Linked DNA regions of Mus musculus: all the other regions are linked to region 4. A link is a loop called in an ENCODE intact Hi-C map of the cell type or tissue named here. Cell type or tissue: left cerebral cortex. All regions are shown on one strand. Links, peaks and the distances in the headings refer to the core of each region. The heading gives the core; the rest is flanking DNA.

Region 1 (6,412 bases), core at 859-5,858, 180 kb before region 4:
TATAAACACAAGTCTACCAGCTTATCTGCCTCACAGGGAGGAGCTAATACCCACAATACAGCCATGTTTTCATTTTGATTGCTGCAAAACAAGTTTTGGAAGCCAATGCTTTTTGGACTGAGCAAATGGCAAAAACTCCAAAATGCCATTACCCAGCTCCTTCCCCGGAACTTCTCTACGAACTGTCCTGGAGAAGCAGGGATGCACATCAGCCCCTGTCATTTGCAGAGTTCTGTGCTTCCCTCCGTCATCAATGCCAAGAACAAAACAAAATGATCTCTTTTTACTATTCCAGCCTAAGAAGCCTAAAGACTCAACGAAGAGCATACCTATATTTTCTCAAACAGGAGAAAGGCATTTGTAGCCCTTTAGACTAGGGTGTTAGCTCAGTGACAGAGCACTTGTGTAGCATATACAAGGTCCTAGGTTTGATCCTCAGAATCACACATACAGATTTAAACATCATAGGCTTATATATCTAATGTCATAACTGTATTTAACTATGAAAACATATGCAAGTGACTGAATTATGTTTGATGAGAAGACCATAGGAGATGTCCAATTTCTACTTTAAGGGCCAAATGAAATGCCTGTGGGCCCAGTAATACTAAAATAAATAAGAAACTGCCTAGGAATTTCTATGGGAACTGGTCTTTCCACCAAGACCAGGGATTCAGTGTCACAGTTGAGTTTCAAGTGACATCTTTGTTATCCAAGAACATTATTCCTCCATCATAGGCACATCTTCTCTAGCAGCAGCTATAGAAAGAACACATGCTGTGTTGCTCTGAAATGTTAGAACTTTAAGGACAGGGCAGCACAGACATACACAACGGACATTAGCACACAGAGCAGATGTTCACACTTAGTTAAAAGCCAGCTCCAGCAGGTCTGTATGGGACAGGTCACCATGCTTCACTTAGTGAGGACAGCATACACACTGAGGACAATGTGTGATCTAGGGGGAAGATGTAAAGATCAGCACATGGAAGCAGAAGGATTTTATTTTGGAAGTTAATGCTGTTAATCGGCAGCAGATATTTAGTGTTTCTAATAGGTTCTTTCTTGTAAAGATGTCTTCCACAGGTGCCTATTGATACTATCATGATAAATACTGTAAGAATGAAGATGTCACCCTAAAAATAGCTCCTGCTATTATTCATGACTCCTGTATGTGTATTGCTCATCATCAATACCTTTTGTTAGAAGTGCTATATGTGGCCCCACAGAATCCAGATGCTGAGATGCCTATGTTCCTACATTTCCCTGTATCTGTTGAAAACTATGAAGCAGATTGATTGATTGACTGACTGATTGATTAATTGATTGATTGATTTGGGATTAAACCCTGGACTTGGTACACGCTAGGCAAGCAGTGAACCACTGAGGTACATCCCATCCCAGAGACGTGATGTTTTAATTCAAATGAGTTTTTATTTTAATGTCTAACTCTTAACTATCCAGGGAAGGAGCCATAACTGAGAAAGTTATATCTTACACTTTTATTCATTAATTTATGTCCAGTAAAACAGAACATTTTCATGTTTATTAATAAAAATATATCAGCATGTTTAAATTCTGGGAGAAAAAGATCAGGCCTGGAAGTCAGAGCTAACATTTGGAGATGGTGATCCTTAAGGTTCCGAGGACTGCATGGGAGAGATGGCAGGGCTAGTTCTTGGGTTTCCGACTAACAGAGAAAGGTCAGCTGACCAACCAGCCTCAGAATGGGAGAACCTGAAAGCACCTAGTCATAGTTCCTAATCTAAACAGAGAGTAGAGCTACATGGGGAAGAGGGCAGTGCCAGCTGGTTGCAAGACTGAGAGTTTAGAAAGATGGAGAGTTTATTCTCCATGACTTTCGCATATTCCTCTTTATAGTTCATGCAACTTTTATATTTATGATTGACTGTTGCTGTTAGAATTCATGCATGAATAGTCACAACTGCTTTATCTTATGAATTAAACCTTTTGACAACATAAAAAAGAATAAACTAACATCAATATATCAGTATTAAGATACATGGGGACATTTATGCATATATATGTATGTATATGTGCTATATGTAATGTGTTTACATATACACATGTATGTATATGTCTGTGTGTATTCACACACACATTTGAGGAGTAGCTGTATGTGGTGTATGCATATATCCATGTGCAGGTGTGCTCACCTATGCTCGTGTGTTGAGACCAAAGATGTCAAGTGTTTTTCTCTATTGCTCCCTGCCTTACTCTACAGGACAGGATTGTTTTTCTCTATTGCTCCCTGCCTTACTCTACAGGACAGGACTTTTAGATGAACCTGAAGAGTGCTGTTTCAGAGGCTGGCCACTGAACTCCTGGCATCCACCTGACTACAGCTTCCCAACACTAGGGTTACAGGCATTTGTGCCCATGACCAGCTTCTTTACATAGTTTCTGAGAATTCAAATTCAGGTCCTCACCCTTAAAACCAAGCATACTTACCCACCAAGCCATTTTTCTAGGACCCATTTTTTTTATGCCCCCCGCCCCCCGCCCCTGACAGAGTTGTTCTCTGTGTAGCCCTGGCTGTCGTAGAACGTGCTCTGTAGACCAAGCTGACTTTGAACTCACAGAGATCCATGTGCCTCTGTCTCCTTAGTGATGGGATTAAAGGCGTGAGACACCACTACCCAGGTTTGTTTGTTTGTTTGTTTGTTTGTTTGTTTGTTTTGAATTATGAAAATATTTGACCACCTTCATTCTTTGACCACCCAGGTTTTTGTTTGTTGTTTGTTGTTTGTTTTTGTTTTTAATATAGGGTCTTGTATACTTCATGCTGGCCTCAAACTCACTATGAAGTCAGGGATGGTCTTGAACTACCCATCCTCTGTCTCTACCTCCCAAGCGATAGGATTATAGCTATCCCCTAGCATACCTGGCAATTCCCTGAATAAGATCAACTATTCTGACTCTAAAATAAAAGCATAATAGGGAGTGATGGCATGTGCCTATAGTTCTAAAAACTTGGGAAGATGAGGTAGGAGAATTACTCAAGTTCAAAACAAAACAGTCTCAAACCATTCAAAGCATCATCATCATCATCATAATAATAATAATAATAATAATACCCACACGTTTGAAAATGTACTGGGACTAAAGATGACTAATGGGTTAAATTGTATCCCACTTTGTTCTGTACTTCTGCCCAGACTCCTCATTTGCTTACCTACCAGCTGACTCTATGTGATTCCTTTAAATGCCCACTTACACAGAATGAGAGTATGGACTGCAAGCCCTATGTTACAGTCATGCTGCTATATGGATGTTCTTCTCTTGACTCAGCTGTGCTTGCAAGACCTCATCAGAGAACCCTCTGCAAGTTCTCTGGCTTTATTTCCTTCATGAATAACCCTAGGGTTCTTATGAGGTGACTGTCAAAGTCAAATTGAAATGTCAGGCAAGAACTTGTTCCACCATGGAGTCACTAACTTGTTTCGGGAGCTTTAAGGCTTTGGGTTGGTTTCCAGTTTTGCTCATATGGTAGGTTCAGGAAGAAGCTGAGTTACCAGCCAGTAATTTTCAAAAAGTCAATTCTTCAAGGAGCCACTTGTGAGAAGTATAAAATCCAGTAAGAGCCTATCAGCAGCAGTTGTCCCATGTCTTGCCAAGTGGCAGGCAAACACTGAAGCAGAATGGTTTTCAGTAACACGTCCACTCTGATTGCTGTCAGTTCTAAAGTTTTGAAAGGTTTTATGATTTGAGTTGCTAGATTTGAGTAGTTGGTTTAAAATGTTCAGGAAAATAAAAATTGGCACATGCTTTTAAAAGAAAAATGAAGGAGACAGAATGTAGCACACAGAGCCCTACACTTTCAGGACACAGGTGAAGGTGTCCCATTACCTCGGAGTTTCAGCAGGGATCTGTGAACCTATGCAGGAAACGCAGCATCTTGTACAATAATCTATGCACAGTCACCACAGAAATGTAGAGCCTGCCTTTTATAAAACAATAATTTTTAAAATAATGCAAGTAGCAAGTAATGCAAGTTATGGTTTGGTTCCTCTTCCAAAGGCATAGAATGTGGAAGCACGGCAGACAGACAATGATAGCAGGCACAAAGGCAAATAGAGGACCCTGTGATCATCTCAGTAGGGGACATCAGAAACCTTCATTTCCTACTCCCCTTCTGACTAACACAAAACAAAACAAAACAAAACAAAACAAAACAAAACAGCAACAACAAAAAAAAACCCCAGAATCATCGTGTTCTTTGGTGTCCAGAAAATAAAGTTGGACTATGAAATAATGGTCATGACTTTCCAAGACTGCATGAATCCTTCTCGAGCCAAACAAAGGAACAGGCCATAACTGTAACTGATTTGATAGACAATATAAAAGACTTCTAAAAAAGAGAATTGTGAGAAGAATCTAGCTTTCCAATGCTGTAAAACCCATAACCACTGGTCAGACCCTAAGGCTCAGGAACAAATCAGCAAGCAGCGCCTCTAATCCCGGAACACAGAGATTAAGGCAACTTCCATAAACTTACATTGAGAACCCACTAAATTTGACTTTAAAAGACAGTATTTTATATTTGAAAACATTTAGAAATTCAAAATAATTTCTGAACACTCAGAATTCTCAAAGCTCCCATTAGGCGAAGATACCACATTACCGAATGCCAAAAATGCTGTAGATAATCTGTAAATCTGTAAATCCTACTTCAGTTTTAAATTTCATTGATCTTATGGGTATGAGTATTTAGTCTGCATGCATGCCTGGCACCCTCTGAGGCCAGAAGAGTGTATCAGATCTCCCCTGGGACTGGAGTTACAGATGGCTGTCATCCACCATGTAGTTGGCTAGCAATCAAACCTGGGTCCTCTGAAGAGGGCAGCCGGCATTCTTAACTGCTAAGCCATCTCTCCAGCTTGAATTTTCCATACCAATCAACTTCAAGTTTGCTTTAGGAACACGTTCTTAAACGTGATTGGGCAAATGTATTGTGAGGCACCTGGGATGGGGGCTGGGAATAAAGCTTGGTGAACTCACTATGGATCTCAGGATAACTTGAACTCCTAGCTTTCCTGCCTGTCTTCTAAGAGCTGGGATTACAGGTATCAGGCACCACTGGATCCAGCAGACACACGACTTTTGTTGTTTCTTTGTTTTTGTTTACAGCAGGGATGCAAGGTAGCTTGGACTCCCTATTTAGACCTTGCTGGTCTCACACTTGCGTCTATCCTTGTGCCTCTACCTTTCTGAACTAGCCCATGAGATCAGAAATCACGAAGCACATTCCTGGGCTGGTAGGAATGGCTCCTTTATCTGATGGCAGTTTTCCTCCATGAAGTCATTTTAGCTTTTTCTGATGTAGAGACTTTGGCAAGTTATTATTTATGAGTGTGTTCTCCCTATGCTGATGAATACTAAAGTCTATCAGGTGCCCCTTCTTTAAACATATGAGAACAGTTGGCTAGATTTTTTTCCTTCACAAGAAGCAAAGCACTGACTATGTGCCCATTTGATTCACAGAAGTGTGGCTCTTCCTGTGACCCACCTGCTGTGCCCCTGTATGTCTCCCAGCTCCTTCTGCAGCCTGGCATTTTTCTCTTCCTCCTCCAGCAACCTCCTCTTCACAGTGCGCAGCTCCTGCTGAGCCTCACACTTGATGTCGTTGGCCACTACCACTGCAGTCTGTAAGTCTGCCTGGAATCGCCTCCATTCTTCTGTTTCCTCCTGAAAAGGACAGACTCCACGTTACCTCAGACACTAGGTAAGTGTGCTGGGGTCTCTATGTAGGGGTTTCTGAAGCTTAGTTCCTGAAGAATCAGTCATTAGGAAGCTTAAGCAGAAAGACTTGGCTTTAATGGTGCCTCACTACTTGAAAGAGACACAAGAGGTAACTCCTTGATGGCAAAGAGTTCTTTGTAACTAAAAATTGAATGATTGCTTTAGTTTCATTTCCTGCCAGAAAAAAAAAAATGTATGTTGGAGATGTTCTGGGAAAAGCTGGCTGGAGAGTGTAACAGTACCTTCCCAACATCTCCAACCTAAGACAGGAGTACTGCCCAGTAAGATGGTAGAGGAGACTCCTGGTCTGCGGCTTACCTTTATCTGTTTTGTTAGCGTCTTTAACTGCCGCTCTAGGTCTGACTTCTGCTCCTCCAGCTTGATCACACTGCCTAAAAGGAAATGAGTTAGACAGAGTTACAAAGATGAAAGGCTCCTGCACAAGGTGAGCTGAGACAGCAGGCTTAAAAACCCATCCCACTACAGTAAGTTATGTTGTAAGGACTCTAAAGACAGAACTAGAAGCAGTCGTCCAAGAGGAAACCAGATGGCATGACAGTGGTCCTTACTTAGGCTATAACCCAGAAGGTCAGTTGTACAGCTCTCCTGCAGCCCTATGGGAGGAGGCTTCAACAGTCATGGGAAGTAC
Region 2 (6,412 bases), core at 944-5,943, 93 kb before region 4:
AGTAAGTGTTCAGACATATTTGTTGATTAAAGAATCATTATTTCTGAAGGTAGCAGCTCCCCATAGAACCAAGACTCCAGCTTATCAGTATTTTGGACAAGGCTGCCACCTGGTGGCTCTCGTCTACCACAGCAGTCGCTTCCCTGAGTCCTGTTGACTTGAGAGGTAGCTCTTGGCACAAGGACTCTAAAAGTTCCTTACTCTGCAGCTCACATTTTGGGGAGAACACACACATATAAAGGGCACTTCAGGGATAAGAGGAAGAAGATCTAACACACTCAGATCCACAACATAAAGTCCAAAAGTGAGTGCTCAAGGTGGACATGTGATAGTTCAGACCAGAGCCCTAAGTCTGCCTGAGGAAGAAGTATCAACAGGTCTGAGAGACCATTGGGAGGGGAGGCAGGCAGGGGAGCAGATGGCAGGGGAGCAGGGAGCAGGGCTGCAGGTGGTGGGCCAGACCTAGTAGGTGCTCCATTGATTGTTCTTGTTGAAGCAAACTCTAGCAGTACTATAGGGAACAGGGGAAACTGGGCACCGTCTTTGAAAAATGAAAAAGAAAAGATATGAGCCTCCCACCCTACGCTTATGGAAGCAACTCCCATCCTGCCTACCATGTGTCAATCACTGAGTTGGTGAGGTTCAGACTGAGCGTGCAGAGGGGCCTGAGATGTGATACTGGCTAGTTATAGGTTTAGAATCACAGTGCAAGGCAAATCTAAACAAAGAAATGGTGGGCAGGGCAGGTAATAGGCCAATGACCAGATCTACTCACACAGGATACATATAAACTGTCTCTGCACCTGTCCTAGGGGCTTTCCTTGTCCCTGTGACAAGCCCAGCAAGGAGCAACTTAAGGAAGGAAGAATTAATTCCACTCATGGCTTGAGGGTACAGTCCCTCGGGGCAGGAAGGCACGCTCATGGAAGTGTGGGTGGACATGTTGCATTCAGGAAGTGGAGGGATGAATGCTGGCATTCTGCTCGCTTGGCATTCTGCTTGCTTTCTCCTTTTATCTTTTTTCATTCAGTCCAAGACCCCACTTCATCTAGGTGTCTCCTACATTATTCCAATCCAGTCACATTTGATCATGAATATTAGTCATTGCAGTATCATACACACACACACACATACATGTATGTATATATACATACATACACACATATATACACATACATATATATGTATATATATAGTTTAAAAATAAAAAATTAACCAGGAGATAAACTACTATACTTGAAAGAAAACAACAACAACAACAGTACTACCTTCTATGCATCAGAGCAAACAAGTCAAAAGTCTGTACCCTAAGAGTAAATGGCATTAAGACACCTTCCCATGAGCCTCTATGTAAGTTACAAGCTTGCCTAACTTTTAGAGATTATCTACATGCTGGCAGCATTTCCTTAATTTCCTAGAATTCACAGATGAATTTCCAGAGAATTGCATTACGTCTTGCCAGCATGTAAGACGATCTCTCTCTCTCTCTCTCTCTCTCTCTCTCACACACACACACACACACACACACACACACACACACACACAGCACTCATGTTGAATATAAGCAGTAGACGGGCTGGGGTGTAGGTCAGTCCTAGAGCAAACACAGCACCTGAAGAGCATTGGGATCCAGCCTGAGCATCTGTAATGTGCTGAGTCAAATACGTACTAATACAAATGGAAAACGTTACGGGTTAGGAGGACAGATCAAGGGCTAAACCTGTAAAGGGCTTGCCACACAAACATGAGGACCTGTTTCAGTCCTCAGAATCCATGTAAGAAAGGCAGGGATAGCAGGCCAAGCCTGTAATGCATATAAATAGTGCTCACTGGGCACACAGAGGCAGGAGGATCCCAGGGCCTCACTGGCCAGCCAAACCAACAAGCCTCAGGTGCTGCCAAGCTGTCCAAACTGTCATAAGCAGTGTACCTGCTCTCTGTACCCATAGTCATGGTCGCAAGGGTTACCTGTTTGGGATTTTCTCACCAGGGTGCGCCATAGAGAGAGTTATTGTTCTGACTAGTAGCTCCTCAACTACAAGGGAAGTTTACTATTTTTCTGTGGAATAGCCACTTCTTTTTTATATGAGCTACACATTGTTCTGCAGTTTTCTTTATGGGTTTGAATAGTCTTTACAAACTTGCATATATTGTAAATAATCTCTTTAGCATCTTTCAAAAGTATTTTTTTTATTTTATGTGTATGAGTGTTCACCTTCATACATAGGAGTGCCTGGTGCCTGTGGAGGACAAGAGAACCTGTCAAACCCTTTGGGCCTGGAGTTACAGATGGCTGGGCACTGTCACATGGGTGCTGGGGGCTGAGCCCAGATCTTCTGAGATGGCAAGTGTTCTTAACTGCTGAGCCATCTCTCTAGCACTCTGCAGCTTTTTAATGATGGAAGCCACTCTTCATCTCCTTTATCCCCACCACAGGTTAACTCTCTGATGCCTTATTTTCAGAACTTGTATTATGTCTACAAATGTGCTTGTGGTATTCATGTGCATGTGTGATTGCATGTGTGTGCACGTACAGATGGGCGTACAGGTGAGGAGTGTTGCTATGGAAGCCACATGAAGCACTGAATGTCTTCTGTGATCGCCCTCCACTTTTTTTTTTTTTTTTTTGGTTTATTTTTGTTTGTGTTTTTTGTTTTTTTGACACAGGTCTCTCATTGAACCCAGGACTCACCACTTGGCAGGCTGGCTGGTCAGCAGGCCCTGGGAATCCACCTGTCTCCACTTCCCCAGTGCTGAGGTGACAAGCAAGCACTGCCTCATTTGGCTTCACACATGGGCACTAGGCACAGAACTCAGGTCTTCATGCTTGCACGGTAAGCATTGTACTCTCCCACATCCCTGTGACTTATTTTTGTAAGAAGAATGAGATGAGATCCAGTTTTACTTTTCAGGGTAATCCAGTTTTAACTTAACTTCCTCTATTTGGCCTTTCTTCAGTGCTGGGGATTGAACTCAGGGCCTCTTACCTGCTGAACTAAAGCTTGACCCTGAGCCACACCCACAGGCTCCAACTTGCCACAAACCACCTTTATTTACCCTGTACCAAATATGCTCGTGGATCCTGGCTGCCCACCATGGCTCCACAGTATTGCCTCTGCTTACTGTGGTTAGTCTTTGAATTGCTCTTCCTCAGAACTTCCCTGGGATGTTGCTAGATCCCAGCAGAGACCTACCCAGTCAGTCAGGACACTCTGGCTGTCCTGTACATTCTCCGATTAGCAGCATCTCTGCCCTCTATCCACTAGGTGGAAGTGTAGCCTCCTAGTCAGGACAACCTAAATTCCTCAGCCAGGCCTGGTGCTTGTTGGCTGCTTGTTGGCTGCTCCCAGTTCCACACTGATATGTTAGTTAGGATGCAAATGAATTGATGAAATCATGAGACACCCTTATTGCATTTAATACGTGGCACTACTGAATTTAGTCTTTACTATATTTAACTTCCTATCCCAAACCCACGCATGTCCTTGCCTTTATTCACAAGGACATAGTTGTGCTCTTCAAAGGGGTGTTAGACTTCTCTTAAATGTGCAGGCTCTTAAATAACTAAATTTATTGCTCAGTGTGCCACCTTCCATCCTTTCTTACATGAGATCATTTCTTCCAACATTATATTTTCTAACCAGTCACTGATCAAAGAACTATTCATTTTTTTCTTTCAGACAAGGCACCATGTAACCCTGGCTGGCTCTGAGCTCCTGATCCTCCTGCCACATTTTCTGAGTGCAGTTTATTTGTTTTTGGTGTGAAGTCTCTGTCTTACCTAACTAGGCTTGAACCTGTGAACTCAGGAGACACCCCTGTCTGAGCATCAGGGACCACAGGTGTGTGTTGTCACATGCAGCAAGACACATACTTCTTTGCTAGAAGTGCTCCCCCACACGCATCCTGTCCAATGGTCTATCAAGAGTTTGTTATTAAATCAGGATGGTGGCTAAATCTGACAGCTCCATCTCCCATATCTATCGAGATGACCATATGGCTTTTCTTTGGCCTATGATATGCCTGGCAGATTATAAAATGATAACAATCATTCATTGGCTCATCTTTAAAAAAGATTGAATTGTATCTTATGTATATGCATGTTTTGCCGACATGTATGTTTGTGCATCACATGTGGGCGGTGCCCATGGAGGTCAGGAGAGAGTGTTGGATCCTAGAGTTACAGATAGCTGTGAGCCACGGCGTGGGTGCTGAGAACTGAACCTGGTCCTCTGGAAGAGCAGCAAACACTTAACCACTGAGCCATCTCCCAAGACCCTCATTCATTCATTCTTAGATGGCACAAATCCGCTCGGTTTTGCTGTCTGCTACTGCCCTTTTAAACTTTTTTGGACAGCATTTGCTAACATTTTAATGTCTTGTTTTGGTATTAATTTTGAGAACAAGGCTGGCGTTACTTTTTAATTAATTACTTACTTTTAGTGGCATCTGTTGAACTTCGGGAACACAGGATTACTCGGTGAAGATAAGCTTACTTTCATTTGTTGTATTTAATATGAATTCAGTCTTTAAAACAGCTAAGTCATTATACAGAAATATGGGCCCTTCTTACAACCAAAGCCACATTCAGTCCTCACATTAAACTTCCTGAAGGAAGAATAAGTTAAAATACATCTTTGGAATGTGATATTTTTGTGACATGTGTCAAAGGCAGAAAGTGTAGCACTCGCTTACACGCATCATGGTTAAGGAGGACCTTGGCTGTTCTTCATCTTGGGCCTTTCCACGATCCACTGCCATCATTGCCAGCACCCAAGATGGCCACACACACACACACACACACACACACACACACACACACACACGAACACACGAACACACACCGGTGACAAATGGACTCCTGGGGTGACAGGGCAAACCGATGCTTTTCTGTTTTTCTGCCTGCCTCCCCAGTATACAGACTCTGCAGGAAAAGACTATGCCCCCAGAGCAGCTCCAGGCCAGGGCGATCAGAGGAGGGATCATGAGTCAAAAAGAGCTTCTACAAAACAAGCTGGCCGGGGAGGTTCCTCCTACCTGTGTTGCTCCTCAGGCGGCTCTCAGTGAGCTCAGAGATGGCTCCGGAGGTTGAGGTCTTCTTCAGTCTCGCCACCCCTGAAGAGGCACTTCCAGGTTTGTTGAGTGTGTCCTCGCTGCTGGCCCTCTTGAGCTAGAGAAAAGTGGGAGAGAAGCTGAGAGGGCAGACACGGTGAGGAACTCAATGCCCACCAGGGCCAGTAGTTTAGGTAGAATAACAGAGACTACGCAAAGGGAAAAGGCACTTAGCTCAGCCCCTGATAGCATGGAGCTACACTCTGCCTTCAGTGAATAAGTTAGGGGGCTAACATGACCTCTGATATAGTAGTAACACTGATCAATCCATTTTAAGCCTATAAAACCTAACTAGACTAGAACACGTGAAGGAGAAAAAAATCTCAGATGACTCCATCAAATTCCTGCACTTAAGACAGAAAGAGGGCCCTCCAGCTTGAGCAAGAGTCACCTGGTGCTACACAGTATAACCAACCCTTCACGTATGTGCTCACCACATTGAGGCCCAAAGTCTTAACAGTCCAAAAGTCCAAAGTCTCTATTGAGACTCAGAGCATCTCTCTAGCTGCTATTCTGCGTACATGTTCATGTTTGTACACGAGTGTGCACATGCATGTAGAGGTCAGAGAATAACCACTGTACACCTCGTTTCTGATGAACGGTCTCATTGGCCTAGGACTTGCCAAGTAGACTAGATTGGTTCATTCCAGTTGTCAATATGACACACTTGGGAGAGGGACCTTCAATTGGCCTGTGTGCATGTCTGTGGGACACTTTCTTTTTTTTTTTTCCATTTTTTATTAGATATTTAGCTCATTTACATTTCCAATGCTATACCAAAAGTCCCCCATACCCACCCACTCCCCCTTTTTGGCCCTGGCGTTCCCCTGTACTGGGGCATACAAAGTTTACGTGTCCAATGGGCCTCTCTTTCCAGTGATGGCCGATTAGGCCATCTTTTGATACATATGCAGCTAGAGTCAAGAGCTCCGGGGTACTGGTTAGTTCATAATGTTGTTCCACCTATAGGGTTGCAGATCCCTTTAGCTCCTTGGGTTCTTTCTCTAGCTCCTCCATTGGGAGCCCTGTGATCCATCCATTAGCTGACTGTGAGCATCCACTTCTGTGTTTGCTAGGCCCCGGCATAGTTTCAGAAGAGATAGCTACATCTGGGTCCTTTCAATAAAATCTTGCTAGGGTATGCAATGGTGTCAGCGTTTGGATGCTGATTATGGGGTGGATCCCTGGATATGGCAGTCTCTACATGGTCCATCCTTTCATCTCAGCTCCAAACTTTGTCTCTGTAACTCCTTCCATGGGTGTTTTGTTCCCAATTCTAAGGAGGGGCATAGTGTCCATA
Region 3 (6,412 bases), core at 755-5,754, 180 kb before region 4:
GGGCTGATTTTTAGAGATTTAGGGACAATACAACCTCCACTGTGCTAAATCACAAAGCAAAACAAAACAGGGCTTGTCCCCTTTGACCTTGTTCTTTACAAAGAGGGTGCTATGTTTGGAGACAGGCCATGGCCAGATATTTAATTGCATTCTCAAGAAGTGCTATTGAACCTGGGTGACACTGAGTGTCACTGCTCTACAGTCCATGACAAAGGCAACGAACAACGGGCACTGTCACTCTGGTATTAGTCAATTAATCCAGCCACAGAGCACACAATCAGCTCCCCTCATAGAAACCACTGTGCTCAATCAACAAGGAATACTGAACTGTTGCTCCCCACGGAAACAGTGTTGGATTCCTATAGGCTTCTGGTCACAGTTTTCACCATCTAAAATGCTATTTGCACACCAGAATCCCTGTTCCATATGCATCAGGATGCCTTTTTTTTCCCTCTCTACTTTTTGCAATACTGAATTGGTATTTTAAACAATTTTCTGTAGCTTTCTGATCTATGCAACCTTTCTTGCCTGCAAGCATCCTTTCCCTTATGCCTAATCAGTGTATAATGAATGACAGTTCTGCTGGCCCTGGGCTAGGTTACAGCGAATTCGTTTTGTCTCTGGCATTGTGACACTATTGTCCAGGACACTGTCAACTACAGATCTTCATTCCATGAATCTCTAAAGTTCCTTGCTTTCCCATCCTTTTCATAGCTTCAACATCAGTGAAGATGTGTCACTGTGCATAACCGGCATTTCCCCAGCGCATCAAAGAAGCCTAGTGTTAGGATGGAAGAACGACCGTCTCCTCTGTGTGGATATCCTGGACTGCTGTCTGACACTGAACTCATGTTCACCATCACGAAAGCTCAGGCCTGACCAATGTTATCTAACACACCTATTTCTATAGATACCATCACAGCCTTCTGCACCTAGGGACAGTAGACAGCACTTCAGCATCGTATCTGGGAGCATTTCAAATAAAAACCATGAAAAAAAGTACAAGAGTGTTTTCTTTTGTTTTTAAATAGGATTGTTATGTTTTAAAAAACCCACTTGCAGGTTGGAGAGCTAGCTCAGTGGGTAAAACACATACTATCAAGCCTGGCGACTGAGTTTGATCCCTGGGAACCGTGTGGTAGAAGGAAAGAACCAATACCCACAGCTGTCCTCCCACCTCCACAGCCAAAATAAATAAAAGGTAAAAAACAAATATTTTTAAAGAAAAAAGAGATCCTTGTACACAGCATCATAATTCAGACCAGAAAGTAGAGGGTTCTTGAGCTTAATCTCTGCGAAGAACAGAGGTTTTCCTGACTTTCCTCTGACTTTTCACCTCTTTCCATTTTTCCCAAACCAGGAAGGTGTTGTAAGCACCAATCTAGGGATACAAGTATATTCTAGTGAGCTGGTGAATTGGTAAATTCAGGAATGCAGAATCTGTGAGTACCAAGGCTGGCTGTACATGACAGAAAACTTCTCAGGCAACTAAGCTCATCTTTGTAGTAACTAGTGCCCTACAAATCTTTGTTTTTTAAAGTCTTTTGTTACAAAAGCAAAACTAACTAGGTGTGATATTTGATAAGGTTGATTTAGACAAAATAAAGGAAGTTTAAATCTCTTAAAAAAATGTCTTTCCCCATTCAAGGGAGTGAGTTCCTAAAGCCATATACTGATGTGTCTTTGGAAACCAAGCAGCTAACATCTGTGAGAGATTCCCAAATCCTGCCACCAATGGGAACACGCTGGACTTGACCACAGGCACAATGGTTTGCTTCACTCTGAGTAGATCTCATCCATCAGACAGTGCAGGCAACACACTGTTGATACAAAGGCAGTAAATAATTTACTCTCAAACCCTGAAGGCCATCCGTAGGGGAAAACGCCTCCCACAGTCACAGCAGAATTCAAAGACGGCTTGGTTGTCTAGAGGTGGAGGCTGCAGGAAGCTGCACAGGTAGGTACATCTAACCCTTCCCAAATGCACTGCCTCTTTCAAGAGTTGTGGTCTTCTCAGAGATTAATGCTTGTTTTTTAAGTTCTCTTAGGGAGTTGATACAGGGCTCACAAGACAGGCTCTTCTGACACCCTGGCCACCAAACATCCTTAGAAACCCCTTTGTCGCCGCACCCTTTTCAGGCTGACGCCACTTACCTTCCAGCTCACTGATGAGCTGGTTATTGTGTAACTTGACGGCGCGATGCTGCTCCACCTGGTCTTCCAATTCAAATATGGTCTCTTTCATGTCTTTGATTTCTGCGTCACTTTCTGAAGCTTTCTCTTGTAATTTTAGGCTGGTTCTGCTCAGCTGTTCTGCTTGATGATCACAGACTTCTTTCAGGTACGAATAATCTTTCTCCATCTAGAGAAAAAGGAATATTGTGTCAGTTTAACAGGAAAAAAAAACAAAAACAAAAACAAAAAACCACTCTCACAGGTCGGTAGAAGACTTGCTGGATGCCCTGGCGTACGCCACTCCTTGCTGTTTTTAGTCTGGGCACAGCCAAGGCTATAAATGTTAAAAGATGCACAATGTGTCCAAAGGCCTGGATTCTGTGCCCCTTTTTATAAGCAGAAAGCAAGGGCCTCCTAGTACAGGCAACTCTTTCCCTTCCCAGGGCAGAACAGGGAAGCATGAAAACCTGGCCACTCTTCACATTCTCTGCAGAGCAGCGCCCTCTGCTGGTGAGATTCAATATTCCTGCAGCCTGAGCCACAGACAGATCTCAACCTTCTTTGGAAGAATAAAACGTGTAACATAAAAATCTGAATGTTCTGGAAACAGAAAATACTCCCATTAATTTTACCTGCTCAACTTTAATTACACACATAGAAACAAGATAATGATGCACTTGAGCTTAACAAATTTTTCCATATTTGCCGAATCTTTTAATTCAATAAAATGTGTTAATGCCTCAACTTTTCTTTCCATTTCAGCAAGTAACAGACATTGTTTTAAAGTTGGTGTGCGGTTATTCCATGAAGAGTTTCCCATGCTTATTACATATGTGTATAAGTACTTGATAATATATAGGCTTGAACAGGTATTATAAAACTTTACACAACTGGTTGTATGTGTGTGGTGATTTGGAAGTATTACACTGCAGGGTGTAATATGCCTTTGTCTTATACTGACAATACTTATTATGCTATTTCAACATAATTTTAAATGTTAGTACATGCAGATGGATACATATTACAGCAGATTATGTGTGTGTGTGCATGTATCTTCACATGTATGTGGGCAAGTGTGTGGGTGCATGTGTTTGTACAAATGAATGGTGGTCAGTTTGACATCAGTGTCTTCCTTGATCACTCTCCATGATAGATACGGAGGTAAGATCTCTCACTTGAACTCAGAAATTTTTTATTCAGCTAGTCTAGCTAGTTGGTTTGCTATGGGAAGTTCCTGTCTTTACCTCTTGAGTACTAAGATTATAGGCAAGCTATCATTTTACCCCGCATTTACCTGGGTGCTAGGGATTCAAATTCTGGTCCTCATAGTTACACATGCCCACATACATGTGAAAATGCATCTACCACACATACAAATAACCTGTTGTAATATGTATCAATCTGCATTTAAAATTATGTTAAAATAGTATAATAAGCATTGTCTAGTACATAGAATCATCCACTGAGCCATCTACTAGTTGGCACTACATTATTTTAATTACCATATACTGGAAATCCACTGCCTGTAAACCCCACTTTATTATTATTTTAAAAATGCTACAATAAACACTGCCCCTTTTCTTTAGCAATTTAACTGACATTAATAAATAGGTAGGTATTTTCCAGGCAACATAAACTTGATATGCAATAGATTTCTTTCTAATTTTTTTAAGTGTGGGGACTTTGCATCTAATTTTTTTTCCCAGTTGCAGTTCTGGCTGGGGACGCTATAGGAATAGGGATCTGGTCGACTTTATTCACAACAGTACACAGAACCCTCTCTCTGCACATGCACAGTGCTAGGCATGGAGAAAGGACTTAATGTGCATGTGATGAATGGATGAGTAAAACAGTACAAGGCGATCCTGTGATGTTTTCCACTTGGTAGGTGGGACAGGTGAATGGATGGATGGATGGATGAGAATATGAGGAACAACCTCAGGACCAACAAACATCATTTAGCCCGAGCTAAAAGTCATACTTCAGTTACAAAAGCCTGCGGCTCTGCACTGTGCATACATACCACTGCAGGCTGCTGTCAAAACTAAAGCTGCGGAAGTATACCAAAATGGCGAAGGGCACAGAATCTGAAACTAAATGCCAAGATTTAAACTCCAGTTCTACCAAATCAAGATTTGTGGGGTTTTATTTTATTTTATTTTATTTTACTTTACTTTAAGATTGCTATTTGGAAAGAGTCTCTTTATGTAACTTAAGCTGGTTAAGTACTCAAAACTGAAGTTCTGCCTCAGCCCCTAGTCCCGGGACTACAGCATGCCGCACCATACATAGCTGAACCTTGTATTCTTTTAATTCCTTTGCCTCAGTTTCCTTATTTGAACAATGGAGGTTTAATGAAATAATGTATTTACAGTTTATTAGTGACTGGTACAGTTTAACTTTGCCTTATATAGTAACCACTCAATAAAAACTACTTCCTTCTTCCAGAATAGCCTTATGTCTTATGCATAAGTAAGACATAATAATGTGCCGGGCGTGGTGGCGCACGCCTTTAATCCCAGCACTTGGGAGGCAGAGGCAGGCGGATTTCTGAGTTCGAGGCCAGCCTGGTCTACAAAGTGAGTTCCAGGACAGCCAGGGCTACACAGAGAGACAACAACAACAAAAAAGACATAATAATGTGAATCACAGTAAATATAGGTCTATTTAACCATGAGAGTTGGCTGGTGGAAAGTCTTCTATCTTATCACGATTACTTCATAATACATAGAAAATGACTTTTTTAAAAGTTGAGACACATTCTATTTTTTTGTCTTTTTTAAAAGATTTACAGATGGTTGTGGTGCACTTGTAGGTGCTGGGAACCAAACCCAGGTATTCTGGAAGAGCTTAACCGCTGAGTCCTCTCTCCAGCCCTGAAGCCCTACATTTTAGATTTTAGAAAGCTACTGTCTGAAAGGCAGCCTTGGAAGGTAAACTTTGAGTCTTATGGGCTCATGGCTGGACTCCTCAGGCAGAAGCATGTCACCTGGAACCCAGAAACATGCACAGGACTAGCAGGGAATACTAAGGGCACAGAGTAAAACTGGGCACTATCATGAGGAAAGTGGCCAAGCATCCTGAATGAGGTCTCTGAGTGCATCTGAGACTGATGACCCTCAGAGACTCTGGTTTTATTTCCTATACCTCATGATCATGAACACCAAGGGGTGGCATGCATGGGGAGGGGACAGAAGTACAGAGAGTCAGAGCTGATGAGCCTACAAATCATATCTTGCTCCATATCTACATAGTCCTGGCTGTCCTGGAGCTCACTATTTAGACCTGGCAGACCCACTTGCCTCTACCTCCAAAGGGCAGGGATTAAAGGCCTGTGCCACTACACTCAGTCAAAAAACTTAGTTTTTTTAAAAGAGTAGTTTTACCATTTCATCTCATAGGGACAACGTTATTATTTTCAGATTATGTTTGTTTTATAAATTAACAAACATATATAGGGAAATTATTTTAAAAGAAGAATGTGGGCTGGAGACATGGCCCAGAGCACATACAGTTCTTCCAAAGGACCTGATTTTGGTTCCCAGAACCCACATTGGGTGGCAACTCCAGCTCCAATGATCTGATGCCCTATTCTGGCCTCCACAGGTACATTCACACAAGTGCCATATCCACACACAAACACAAATAAAGAATTTTAGAAAATTCAGCAACCAAACAGCAGAGAACAAAGCCCTGTATTTATGACCACCGGAGTTCTAAAATGCCCTTTTTGTGATCCTAGCCTTTCTGCTGCCTAGCAATGCAAACTTTGAGTTTAGTTTTTCTAATTTGGGAATTCCACTTTCAGACATCCAAACTTGGTTTTTGGTGAGTCTTTTGAAAAACAGAAGTCACTCCCAAGCTCTGCAAGCATCTTTCATCTTTGAAAACTAACTATTTAGTCAGATTCAAACAGATCACCACGATTTCTCAGTAAGAGGACATCAAGAGTCCTCCCTGATTCACCAACAACGACTAAACCCAGGTAGCGACCTAGTAAGCTGTGGTCAGACCAGGCTGGAATCTTAGCAAATGTCACCACTTCCTCCAAGCTCTGGGACATTTTTGAACTTGGGGGAAAAGTTCTGTTGCAGGTCAGTTTCCTTGGAGAAGGACATGTGCACATAGGAAATATTTTGAGGAGTGCTCCTTAATCTCAGTGTGGGAAAGCCATGAAGCAGTGGAGTTTTGACACTATCTCATGATGGCATCCACTGACCCTTCTGGGAGAGGGCCA
Region 4 (6,412 bases), core at 856-5,855:
ATGATAACCTGGAGTATTGATTGTTGCCATCAGGCAGCATCAGGCAGTGAGACTGTTGGATTCTCTGACTGGATGACTATGTCCCTGTTCAGATGTTGCAGCACAATCCCCAGTGTTGTTCAATGTTCCCAGGTGGAGCCTTTAGAGAATAATGAGGCAGAGACTTCAGGAAATGGACTAATATCCTCAAAAACAGAGTTCTCTTGTACATCTCCCCGTGTGAGGATGTAGAAAGATGTTCCTATCAATTAATCAGGAAGGGAACTTTCATCAGACATCAAGTTAGCCTTGACCTTCAACATCTGGAGGCCCTGAGACTCCATCTCCATCATCTAAGCCACCCAGTCAATGGACCTTTCTTATGCAGGAGCCAAATAGACAGTGAGATGGGTGGTAAGCGTGGAGTCAAGTTAGGGCCATCACATACCCATCTGTGAGTTAGACAGAACCCAAGCTGTCCTGATAGATAGAGAAACACAATGGCAACCACAGTGATCGCTGCCTTTAATAAGAAGTAAGCAGGCATTAAGGGGATGGCTCACCTGCCATGAATGCATGAGAAACTGAATCTGAAGCCCCAGAGCCCATGTAAAGCCAGACTTGGTGGCACACATCTGTAATCCCAGATTGAAGGAGATTGAAAGTAGAGACAGGAGAACCCCAGAACTCCCAGCTTAGGTCAGGGAGTCTGGTTATACATGGTGAGCAACAAAGAGAGACCCTGTCTCAAACAATGTGGAAGGCAAGGATTAGCCTGAGGTTATCCTCTGACTCACCACATGCCATGCTGTGACACACTTGTGCCAACACTTACACACAAGCATGCAGATCACACACACACACACATAAGTGTGCAGTTATACGTGTGTGTGTGTGTGTGTGTGTGTGTGTGTGTGTGTGTGTGTACATTTGAAGGCCAGAGGACCTCAGGTGTTGTTTCTCGGGTGCCAGCCATCTTTCTTTTGATAGGTCGCTCACTGGTTGGCAGCAAGCCTCAAGCATCAGCCTGCCTCTCCCGTCCCAGCACCGGGATCATGGGGGAGCATCTATGATTCTGGTGCTGGGAAGGGAGAGGCAGGCTAGCCCTTGGGTTGAGTTGGGTTGGCTTGGGTTGGCTTGGGTTGGGTTTGGGTTTTGTCTGTTGTCTCATGGGTTCTGGGGATGGAACTCAGGTCTGGGCCAGCCTGGCAAGAGCTTCTTGAATTGAGCTTGTTCCCCGGCCCTGACTGTATGAAAGAAAACATGGTTTATCAAAATCAGTCCTCGGAGTTTTGTCTTGGGGTTTTTGGTTTTGCTTTGTTTATTTATATTTGTGGTGTGCACGTGTGTCGGGGTGCATGCGGTGCACGTGTGTCGGGGTGCATGCGGTGCACGTGTGTCGGGGTGCATGTGGTGCATGTGCATGTGGGTAAGAAAATATCTTACTGGAGTCAGTTCTCTCCCTCCACCATGTGGCTGTCTGGAATCAGACAGGTTGTCAGGTTTGGTAGCAAGCATATTTAAGCACAGCAAGCTATCTTGCTAGCCCTTGGTTTGGTTTGGGTTGGTTTGGGCTGGGTTGGTTTGGGCTGGGTTGGGTTGGGTTGAGGTTGGGTTGGGTTGGGTTGGGTTGGGTTGGGTTGGGTTTAGGTTGAGTTGGGTTGGGTTGGGTTGGATTGGGTTGGGTTTAGGTTGGGTTGGGTTGGGCTGGGCTGGGTTGGGTTGGGTTTAGGTTGGGTTAGGTTTAGGTTAGGTTTGGGTTGGGTTTAGGTTGGGTTGGGCTGGGTTGGGCTGGGTTGGGCTGGGTTTGGGTTTGGGTTTTGTTTTTTAACAGGTTCTCGCTACGTAGCTCTGATTGGGCTTGAGCTCCCCATGTACATGAGGCTAACTATGAACTCGGAGACCCACCTTTGCCTCTTAAGTACTTTGAGAGAAGGTGTGCGGTGTGCACCGAAAGGCTCACGCTAGGAGAGTCTTTAAAATGCACACACACACACACACACACACACACACACACACACATCCAGAGTCTGATCTCATGGTTTATTTTCCATACACATTTAAGCACAGTAAAGCCTTGGGGAAAGTCTCCATGTGACAATTCTCACCATAAAGCTTCAGGGACGGCTGCACCTAAACTCCCTTCCAAACTAGCCAAGCACCTGTGACTCTTATATTAAGAATGAGTTGTATTGACTGATAAATAGTGCTCACGGCACAGGCCAAGGAAGAAAGACCCTACAAATCCACTTGTAGGAAGTGAAGGGACCTCAGAGTGGGCACGGAACACACCCAGACACCAAGTTCTCGGCACAAAGGAGATTCTATTACGAAGGCATAAGGAAGTGGCCAAATTCGGGGCTAGACCTTGGTGGCTAGCTTTAGGAATGTAATCTAATAGTTTGACGAGAGAGGGGGAAGGGGAGAGGGCAAAACCTGCCAGTTCCACGTTTGCCATGCTGGGGCCTGTAAGAGCCCTTTAATAAGCACTCAGATAGATTCTATTGATGGGGAATGCAAAATACACGGGACCTCTCTCATAAGGATGGGGTCTATTCACTGGGAGGCAAAGCTCAGGACTGAGGCCTAGACAATGCTCAGGATTTTGGCAGATTCAGGTGAAGGCTGAGTCCATAGAATAGCAGAAGATCACCAGGGTTAGACAGCATCCACTCTAGCCTTCCGGGTGAACGGGTATCGGTTATCATTTCCTTCCCTTGAAGGAAATAGGCCCGTATGTTAAACAAGTCTGCTTCCTCCGGTGATCTCTCTAAACTGTGCCTCCTACTCGACACAGTCCTCCAAAGTATGACATAATCCAACCCAGTTTCATCAGTGTCTCTTGATCCTTCCACAATTCTCTGGTGTTCTTTCGCCCTTCTCCCTCTCCTGTGCCCTCCTGCCAAGTCCTTCCGGCCTTACCTACACTCCCCTGCATAACTTGTTAGCTGCATTCTTAAGGTCTTCCATGTCTTTAGGTATAGTTCGAACATCTGATGTCATCTTTGTGCGCCCCCACCCGGTCCCCCCAGAGTTCTGCTTTGTAAATAACCACGCTGCTGCTTCACCTATTTGGACACTTACGTTCCGGCAGACTGCCCTTTGTCGTCATGCGCTGACCTCGAGTAACTCTGTGCAGCCTTTTCACTTCTTGCCTGGATTTAGTCTCGTCCTCCCTCAGACAAGCCGACTGGGCTTTGCAGTCATCGAGCCTCAGCATTTACCGCCTCCCTTCTGTTGCCTTGTTCCTGGTTGGTTTGTCTGACGCTTTCCCTCTTTCTGTTTTGTTTCTTGCGGTGTAGTTCAGTGAGCATCGCAGTCCTTGGGAAAGCATTTTATATGGGTTATCCCCATACAAAGCAAAGGCTCTGGGCAGTCAAATTTAGCCCCGCCCCCACCCTACACCCCCAAATCAAAATTAGCAGCAATAAAAGTACTACCAGGGCCAGGCGATGGTGGCGCACTCATTTAATCCAGCAGAGGCAGGCGGATCTCTGAGTTCGAGGTCAGCCTGGTTTACAGAGCAAGTTCCGGACCAGCTAGGGCTACACAGAGAAACCCTGTCTCACAAAACAAAACAAACAAAAGCACTATTTGGGTAGCAAGATGGCTCAGCAGTAAAAGCATACCCACACACAACAACAGCAGCAGCAGCAACAACAATAATAATAACAATAACAACAATAATTACTTTTACAGGCACGCCAGGATTGAGGCACTCCACTGTCGAGGCTGGTGACAAAAACCGTGCCCGAATTGTTGCAAGCATGCTGTAGGTCCTACTTTTCTAATGGCTGCAGCAGGGAGACCATCCCTCTCTTTATACTTTTGGGGCTCTAAGTTGTGACATCTGCTTTGTCAAAGGGTTGTGCCACCCCGAAGTTTGGAATGCGTGATGCAAAAGTGAGTCAAGTTCCAAACCGTGACTCATGTTGCTAGAGCGCCCTCTTGTGGCAGCGGAAGGGACCTCGCCGTCTTGCTCACCTGAAAGGCCCTCATGGAGGCTCCTTTGCTTGGGCCTATTTGATGAGCCTTTTTATGGGAGTCAGCTTTCTATTATTGTACCAAGTACCTGAGATAATCAAGTTATAAAGAAAACAGTTGATTTTCGCTCACTGCTTTGAGGGTTTCTGTTCGTTGGCCTCCCTGCTGGGGTAAATGAAAAGGCAAAGTGTTCAGAAAGCAAAAGAAAAAGGGAACGGGCTGGTATACAGTGTCCCCTTTAACGGGCATGTTTTCAATGACCCGAATGCTTTCCGTAGTCCCCATTCCTCAAAGTTCCAGCACCTTCCAAGTGGGAGGCTGGGGACCTTCCAGGGCCAAGCTAAGGACCAAGCATGTAACACATGTACCCGAGGACACTTTAGATTAAATACCACTTTGGAGCCCTCACAGATGGCTCTTATGTCATTCAGATAAATTATTTTTATGCTTAAGAGTACCAGAGTTTATAAACTTTTTTGTATTTGTTTATTGTTAAATGTATAGTTTTATTATTTATAACAACCAAAACCACTCGGTAAGTGCCCTGGGACTCTTATGCACCATAGAAATGTAAAGCCTTCTCTAACCAGTGTTAAATTGCTTAATTCTTGTGTAACACGGGTGTCTTGGTTAGTTTTATGTCAGATTGGCATGAGCTAGAGTCATTTTAGAAGAGAGACTCTCAACTGAGATTAGGCAAGTTGATTAATGATTGATGTGGCAGTATATACACATATATGGATTACTGAAGAGCATATTAAGATCTTCTTTCCACAGGAGAATGAACTAAAACCTCATAATAGTAATATTATATAACGATATTCAATTAAAAATAAAATTTAAATCCAAAGATGGCTCAAAATTTACCTATTTGCAAAACATATATATTCAATATATTATGTAATGTATTATATAACATATTATGTAATATTTATTATGTAATATATAGATATATACGTACATATCTATATTACATAAATACACTCTCATTGTCATCATTAGTTTCTAAAAGGACCAGGAAGCTGGATACATTGGCATATACCTATACTCCTGACACTCTAGAGAGGCTAAGGCAGGAGGATTGCCACAAGTAGAAGATCAGCCTGGTCTACAGTGAAAGACTCTGTCTTAAAGCACAAACAAAACAACAAGAACAACAAAAAGAACAAACAAATAGACACCTCCCCTCCCCCCTCCCCCCTCCCCCATTTCCCCATCCCACCCTCCCAAAACACAAGCCCAGTAGGTCAGAATTAGAGTTAGGACTTTGCTGCCACCTAGGGGACACATCTAGTAGTGACCCAATGTAAAATCCCGCATTCCCCATGGCTAGAGGCTTTTAATTAAATGAAGCAGAATTCCTTGGAGTTTTGAACAAGAACGTTTATATTTTTTTCTGATAGAAACGAATAGCTTTACAGGCCACAGGCACATTTTCAGAAGTGATTACATACTGACTCTCCCTGAGACATCATGAATCTGAGAGCATTGAAGAGCACACTAGTGTTTAGTCCCCAGGGCAGAACCTCTGTCAATATGGGATTAACTATAATGTCAGAGAACAAACACAATGTAAATTTTTATTTTATAAACTTTATTGCTTAAAAAAAATAGGGCCAGGTAGGTAGATCTCTATGAGTTCCAGACTAACCAAGGCTACATAATAAAAATCCATCTCAAAACAACAAAACAAAACAAACAAAAAACCCACTACACTATAAAGAAAATAAAACTTGCAAATAAATAAAAATATCACAGATGCCAATTCTATACAGCTTTTAATGACTGTATACATAGCTTCTATCTAGCTAGGATTGGCGTTCGGAGTGGAGCTGTGTCCATCACCTGAGTTCAGTCCTCCCCATCCCTGTACACGCGCCTTTCTTGTTCTCTTTCTTCATGTTATACTGTACCCACATGGACATTTGTTTGCATATGTCATATTGTAACATATGTAACAATACATATAGGCTAGATTCAATTATGAAAAGCTACATGAGGTTTATGTCTTTCTAAAATTCTGAGATCTCACTTTACACTGTACCCATGTTCCTACAAACTTTTTAACTTCATTTTTCTTTACAACTAAGTAATATTCCATTATAGATTATATATATTCATTATTCATTCATCTTTTGATAGACAACTCGGCTAATTCCTATTTTTTGCTACAGTGAATAAAGCATCAATAGACACGGGAAAGGGGGGTGGTACAGACATCTCCATGGTAGGGTGTGGAGCTGCCATGTGGTAGTTTGCTTTGCTTCAGTTCATTTTGTTTTGTCTTTTGAAACAGGACCTTTCTATGTAGCCCTGGCTGTCCTAGAACTTACAGAGATCCCCCTGCCTCTGCCGTCTAAGAATTGGGATTAAAGGCATGATACCCAGATGGTGGTTGTATTTGTAATGTTGTGAGACTCTTCAAACCAGTTTTCACAATGAATTCATA
Region 5 (6,412 bases), core at 560-5,559, 59 kb before region 4:
GGGAAAGGTTCTGGGTGACGTTGCCTATGGTAGGGGGGAACAGCAGCATCAGAGAAGGAGACACCACAGCAGGAGATGGGAAGCAAGCAGGTGGTGCTCAGTGCTTCAGGTGGACCTAGGAGGCCATGCTCACACATCATCTGCCCTGGTCCTGCCAGAGGGACACAGCCCTCCTCACAGAGGGTCCACGAGACCATCAAAGCACTCAGCAGCACAGGAAGGTTCAGTGTCTCCCCATGCAGGGGTTCCAGTAGCATAGGAAGCCATCAGAAAAGGACACTGTCCACAGTGCCTTGGGAGCCTGAGTACCCCAGAGGTCCTTACAATGCCGGGCTCAGTGGACACTTACAACCTAAAAGCATCTCTCAAGGTCCTACCTTTAATGTCCCCTTTCTCTCCCACCCTACCTCTACTTCCCCGTAGGGGAGATGGAAAAGGCTACTCATCTTTTTTTCTGAAGCAGACCTGGCTATTTCAGGCCTCCCAGTTCTCATGAGGAGGTTGTTACTGCAGCAACCAGGTATGACTTCCACACAGACCTGCCTCAGGGGAACCCCTGTTCCCCAAGTCGTGATGCATTGCTGGCTTACCTTGTGCACTCTCAGAATTAATAGATGTCCTCCTGTCTCTTTCTGCCATCCCTCCGGCAGCACAGTTAATGTCTCAGCCTAATACATTTCCTTCCTCCTTATAAACAGCATTCTCTGTGACCGAACCCACCCCGCCTTTAGCCTTCCCAACAGGGCGTTTTAAATTTTAATTGTTACATTTGGCTTCATTTCACTTTCCTTGTTTCTCACACCTTAATTTGGTGTTTCCATCTGTCTGTTAAGAACGTAAGCTTTGGGGAAATTGCAGAAGTCTTGGTGGCTGGCAGTGGCAACAACCGTGAGAAGAGGAATTATAACTAAGGTCTGTAGTCCTGTCAAAGAAAAGATGAAAAAAAGAACTAGAGAGGTGAGATTAGCTTGAGGTGAGGGGGCTGCATGTCGGAAAATCCCCAGTAAAGATGCAGACACTAGAGAAAGTACCCAAGGAGCTAAAGGGATCTGCAACCCTATAGGTGAAACAACATTATGAACTAACCAGTACCCCGGAGCTCTTGACTCTAGCTGCATATGTATCAAAAGATGGCCTAGTCGGCCATCACTGGAAAGAGAGGCCCATTGGACACACAAAATTTATATGCCCCAGTACAGGGGAACGCCAGGGCCAAAAAGGGGAAGTGGGTGGGTAGGGGAGTGGGGGTGGGTGGGTATGGGGGACTTTTGGTATAGCATTGGAAATGTAAATGAGCTAAATACCTAATTAAAAAAAAAAGATGCAGACACTCCACAGGTGCTTCCCAGAATAGCCACAACTTCACGTCCCTCCTCTGTAACTCTTCCCCCCGGCACCCTCCGGGTGATGTCATAGTGACACAGTAGCCGATGAGACTCTTCAGTGTGTTTGTGTCCCTTCGTCATCATGCCCAAGACCTCCTTATCTCCCCAGGCATGATGCTGCCTGGTGCAGACTAGGTATTGATGTCTGCTAGGTATTTAACTAGGTGCTATAGTCTACACGTGTCCTCCAAAGATCTGTATGCTAGAAGCTTTGTCCCCAGTGTGATGGCACTGCTGCAGCAGGACCTGCTGGCGGTAAATCTACTAAGTCATTTGGCTCAATGGTCACAGTATCAAACTACCCTCCAAATTTATATCTCCATATTAGCGAGAAGTCTCTCTGTGCTGTGGATCATGGTTAAGGCAGAAGCTCACAACTGATCAAAGTGTAGAGAGTGAATGTCAGGGAGGTGCTCATCCACAAATGGGATCACCACAAAGAGGGGCTGGGAAGACTTTAAGAGCCCGAGCAAGACTGGGGGCGGGGGGCAAGAAGGGCAGCATCTTCTAGGTGGGACAGGACCTCTGTACTCCTGAGTTCATGGTGGCTGTAGCTGTGGCTGCCTGCACCAGACCTGCATAAGATCAAACCAGTCAGCATCCGAGGATGAAGCAGGAAGGATATTTAACCCACCTCGGTGAGGAGTCCTATGCTAGGTTGATGATGCTCTAGTGAGCAGCCCTGAGTGGCCCCACACAGGAGTGTGTAAGCAGCACAGATGGGACTTGATACAATAGCTGTTTGTTTCTTTGTTTGTTTTTACAGAATTAAGGTTGGCCAGCAACTAAGGGCTTTAATCTTAGCACTAGGGAAACAAAGGCAGGTGGATTTATATGAGTTCAAGGCCCACCTGGTCTACCAGACAAATTCTGAGCCTGCCAAGCTAAAAAGTGAGACCCTATCTAAAAAACAAAAACAAAAACAAAACAAAACAAAAGACCCAAAGGAAGGAAGGAAGAAAGGATGGCAGCAGGCAGGAAGGAAAGAAGGAAGGACATTTAAGATAAAAATGTAAAGAGGTGGGACCTGACAGGAGCTGGCTAGGTGGTTGAAGGTGCCCCTTTCAGAAATGATTAACATAATACTCGTGGGACTGTTGTCAGCTCAGGCAAGAATAGGTGGTTATAAAAAGAACACTCTTGTACGAGCTCCCTCCATGAGGCCATCTACCACGCTGTCACCTAGCTAGACCGCCCTCGGCACAGGCTGAACGCGTGGGCTGGCTGCACATCTTGTGCTTCGGCCTCCAAAACTGTGAGCTGAGAACTGCTATTTTATGAATAAAGTACTTGGTGTTTTCTGTTATAGCAGCAAGAAACGGATTAAGAAACTGGATAAAGGCTCATTTTGAACCTCAGGTGGCAGCTTTTAAATGGAGAGATAAAATACAAGGGACGCTAGGGGGCCACTGAGCTCCGTAGGTAGTCACCACATGAAGCCTGGGAATGGGGACAGAGCAGGGAAGCCGCCAGCATGCAGCACTCCAGCAACTTGTCCTCAGTACTTGCCGTTCTGCTTTCTCAACGGCTTCTGGGCTTCTTCTTCTATAACCTGATTCAGGCTCCCCCGCCTCCAAATGCTCCTTGATATAAAAACCTGCTTTCCCAACGCTGGGCTTCTACATCTGGGATCCTGGTCCCAAGAATCTTCTCGCCCATGGGTCTGAGAAGTTTCCTGATTATCTATTTATGTCACACAAATATACAAACGCAGACTCATAAGAAATTCCAACACTGAAGTATATCCTCCCCAAAGAGAAAGCTGACTTGCCCCGGGTCTACTTCCCTCTTTGGAGGGAGCAGCACACACAACTTGATATCACACATCTATTGCTTTTTAAAATGAATTCTTATGACTATATAAAAATAATGATGCTTCTTCAAATAACTAAGAATTTAAACGTAATTTGATCACACCATATAGTCTTACTTAAAAATGTACAGCATCGAGCTGGGAAGATGCTCAGTTGCTAAAGCGTTTAGCATACGAACATGAGGAGCTGAGCTCTGATCCCAGTTCCCAGGCTTGGTGGCACGTGCCTGGAACCCCAGTGCTGGGGAGGTGGAGACATGGCGATCTCTCCTAGCCAAACCAGTGTGAGCTCCGAGTACAGTGTCAGATCCTGTCACTCCTGAGGCCTCTGCATGCTTGCGCACAAAAGCCTGTGTGCGCACACACATGTAAAACTACACAAAATATATGGTCTCGTCTTTTCTTTCTGAGACTGGTCTCACTGTGTAGCCATGACTGGTCTAGAGCTCACTATCTACTTTCTTATTGCTAATGTACACATCTATATGTTCTTGTCATTCATATGTCAGTCATATTCATATTCAAAGCTGTCAGTGTTTTGCCAGTGACGCTGCACGGCATTGCATGTGACATGCTGTGCACTCCTCCTGTGACCATGAGACTGGATATCATGTATTTACTCTCCTGAGAATCACCTACTTATAAGTGTTGCCCATTTTTCTTGTTTGTTTCTCATGCACGTGAGCTCCCCACTACACAACAGCCTTGGTCCTGCTCCACATCCTTCTCCCCTCCAGCCTGTTGTTACAGGGTAGCCGTTCCTAGTGTGTAGAGTGTCCGGATTATACAAAGGGCTTTCTTAAACCAAAAGGAAAAGTATATATATATATATATATATGTGTGTGTGTGTGTGTGTGTGTGTGTATGTATGTGTATATATATATTGCACACTTTTGCATTCAGTATACTTGTATTCATATGTTACATACTCTCTACACATTACATATAGCAGACTCTATGTGTACACACACATACATGTATTAGAGAATATAGTTTTTATTTCTTCACTCTCACCTGGGAGGTGAGAGACTCTCAGGACTCAAAGGGAGGGACTTCAGATGAAATGCCTAACAGTGGGGAGAGGGAACTCGAAGAGCTCACCTCCAGTAGAAAGACAGAGCATCAAGTGGAGGGATGGGGTTGCCATCCCACAGTCAAAAACTCTGACCCAGAATTGTTCCTGCCTAAAAGAATTTTTTTATCTAGTTATCTAGTTTCTTATTTTGACATAATTACTTTAGACATTCCATTCTTCCTATATATTACAAAAGAATAAATTACCATGATGTGCTAATGAGATAGAAATACATATCAATGTCACACACACACACACACACACACACACACACACACACACACACATTCCAGATTATCCCAAACCATTATGAAATCCCAGCACTTGGGAGGCAGAGTCAGGCTGATTTCTGAGTTCGAGGCCAGCCTGGTCTACAGAGTGAGTTCCAGGATAGCAAGGGCTACACAGAGAAACCCTGTCTCAAAAAAGAAAAAAAACAAAGGACATTATGAAATATCAACAAGCGAAGCTGGAGAGAGCGCTTCCGCTTGGACAGGCCACCCAGGTTCAGCTCTCAGCACCGAATGGGGCAGCTCACTACCACCTGCGACGCCAGCTGTAAGGGACACTTTTCTGGCCTCTGCAGGTTTTGCACTCATATTCACACACACACACACACACACACACACACACACACACAGAGAGAGAGAGAGAGAGAGAGAGAGAGAGATTTTAAAAATCTTTAAAAATATATCAGAGAGCATGAGGTTACTTATAAACGATATTGGGAAAACAGCTCAGTATTATTTTTAAATGTCAGGTTAAATCTACCTTCCACACCACTCGGCAGAGTAAATGCTAGAAGAAAATAAATCCCTTCAAAGAGAAGGCTCAGAAAAAGCAGAACAGTTTCGACTGTGGAAAAATACTAAATGACCACATGGTGTCCCAATAATTTTTATTTTATTTATTTACTATTTATTTTAAGAGTTTTACTTATTAAAACCAGGGTCTTGTATGTGGTTAAGCCAGCATCTACCAAATTCAAATCTTAAGATTTGCTTTACTTTAATTACGTGGAGGGCAGGTAAATACTGGTACCTGCAGAGGTCAGAAGAAGGTGGCAGATACCCGGGAACCTCCTGTGAGCTCCCTGGAGCGCGCGCTGGGGGCTGAATGGAAACCCGCAGGAGGGGGACCTGTGAAGTGCTCCTCACCACTTGGCGCCTTTCCAGATCCATGAAAAACCTTTAGAAGGTTAACATTGAGCTGGCAAAGCAGCCTGCAAGATGGTGACATTATGGCATCACGACAGACAGACACCAAGCTGGGACCAAATGCCTGACAGAAACAGCCTAAGGCAGCAGGGGTCTCTTTCTCTTTGACAGATTCAGTCCTTGACTAGATTTGGGGGTGGGGTGTGCTGCTCCTCTCACGAAGGAACCAGAGCAAGGGTGACAGGAAGGGGCCAGAGCAAGGCACAGCTCAGGGCTACCTTCCCCAAGCCAGACCCACTTCCCACCTTCCCACAAGTCAAGATCTCCCAAGTCTGAATCTATCAGTGGACTCAGCATCGCTTAAGTCTGAAATGTCATCTGGTCATCTGTGGAAACACCCTCACAGAACGGCCAACGTGCACTTTAGGAACCTCTTCAGCATCCCAGGTCAAATCAAGTTGACAGTCAAGATTAACCATTTCATGTATTCCACTAAAACCCCCATGAAAGCCAGCAGCAACAGGATGGGGGCAAGACCTTTAACATCGTCTTGTGAAAATGAAGATGTTCTGACTCACTCCTTGTCATGTCCATGGTGACAAACAGATGGAACTAAAATAGAAAGCTCTCGCCCAGCGGGTAGAAAGCAAGCCAGAAGCACATATCAGGCACCATTAAAGAGCTCCCACCAGGCCTGGAGCAGCTTAGGGGTACAGCATACACTTCATGCTAGGCTCTGGTTCAGGACCTGTGACACACACAAAGCATGTGTACCCTTTGACCCAGTGATCCCACACTGGCAAATTTACAGATATAACCCATAAATATGGGAAACATCCTCTGACCAAAGGAAGTTACTGAAATATTAGTTATAATGTAAGAAACGGAAGGAAGCAAGAAAAGAAGGGAGAGGGGGAGGGAGGGAAAATGGAAAGGTGGGGGTGGGGTGGGAGGAAGGAGGGAGGGTGGGAGGGAGAAGAGA

What was found. Peaks named below come from ENCODE experiments on the same cell type or tissue, not always from the same donor. Only the 100,000 strongest peaks of a DNase experiment are listed, where the experiment ranks them.
Region 1: it touches region 4 in a loop (2.1-fold over the local background); 18 of 42 quality-filtered maps call a loop at or near these places.
Region 2: a loop joins it to region 4, with 5 times the contacts of the local background. A loop is called at or near these places in 31 of 42 quality-filtered maps.
Region 3: a loop joins it to region 4, with 3 times the contacts of the local background. A loop is called at or near these places in 18 of 42 quality-filtered maps.
Region 5: it touches region 4 in a loop (6-fold over the local background); 14 of 42 quality-filtered maps call a loop at or near these places.

The regions. Positions count from the first base shown.
Region 1 is chr11:62,131,573-62,137,984 of GRCm38, reverse strand. It overlaps Specc1 (sperm antigen with calponin homology and coiled-coil domains 1), which reads right to left. Exons shown (of 15, transcript NM_001281818.1): 6 at 6,082-6,155; 7 at 5,531-5,709. It overlaps Gm39985 (a long non-coding RNA gene), which reads left to right. Exons shown (of 3, transcript XR_879913.2): 2 at 5,506-5,746. Among named protein-coding and RNA genes, the nearest start is that of Gm39985, 12 kb to the left of the region's middle. In left cerebral cortex, for the core only: no CTCF peak of the experiment used is centred there; no DNase peak of the experiment used is centred there.
Region 2 is chr11:62,041,701-62,048,112 of GRCm38, reverse strand. Specc1 (sperm antigen with calponin homology and coiled-coil domains 1) reads right to left here. Exons shown (of 15, transcript NM_001281818.1): 3 at 5,038-5,170. It overlaps Gm39988 (a long non-coding RNA gene), which reads left to right. Exons shown (of 5, transcript XR_003949695.1): 3 at 2,668-2,834. Among named protein-coding and RNA genes, the nearest start is that of Gm39988, 5.5 kb to the left of the region's middle. In left cerebral cortex, for the core only: a CTCF peak has its summit at 3,254 (motif pointing right); a DNase peak (open chromatin) is centred at 3,341.
Region 3 is chr11:62,124,150-62,130,561 of GRCm38, reverse strand. It overlaps Specc1 (sperm antigen with calponin homology and coiled-coil domains 1), which reads right to left. Exons shown (of 15, transcript NM_001281818.1): 5 at 2,155-2,362. It overlaps Gm39985 (a long non-coding RNA gene), which reads left to right. Exons shown (of 3, transcript XR_879913.2): 3 at 715-999. Among named protein-coding and RNA genes, the nearest start is that of Gm39985, 19 kb to the left of the region's middle. In left cerebral cortex, for the core only: a CTCF peak has its summit at 2,693 (motif pointing left); a DNase peak (open chromatin) is centred at 2,669.
Region 4 is chr11:61,948,334-61,954,745 of GRCm38, reverse strand. It overlaps Gm12273 (a long non-coding RNA gene), which reads right to left and starts at 3,829. Exons shown (of 3, transcript XR_388712.3): 1 at 3,671-3,829; 2 at 3,064-3,300; 3 at 2,012-2,695. In left cerebral cortex, for the core only: CTCF peaks have their summits at 3,933 (motif pointing left), 5,060 and 5,260 (motif pointing left); DNase peaks (open chromatin) are centred at 3,933 and 5,222; H3K27ac peaks cover 872 bases.
Region 5 is chr11:62,007,239-62,013,650 of GRCm38, reverse strand. All of the region lies in intron 1 of Specc1 (sperm antigen with calponin homology and coiled-coil domains 1), which reads right to left. Among named protein-coding and RNA genes, the nearest start is that of Gm39988, 40 kb to the left of the region's middle. In left cerebral cortex, for the core only: a CTCF peak has its summit at 2,777; a DNase peak (open chromatin) is centred at 2,616.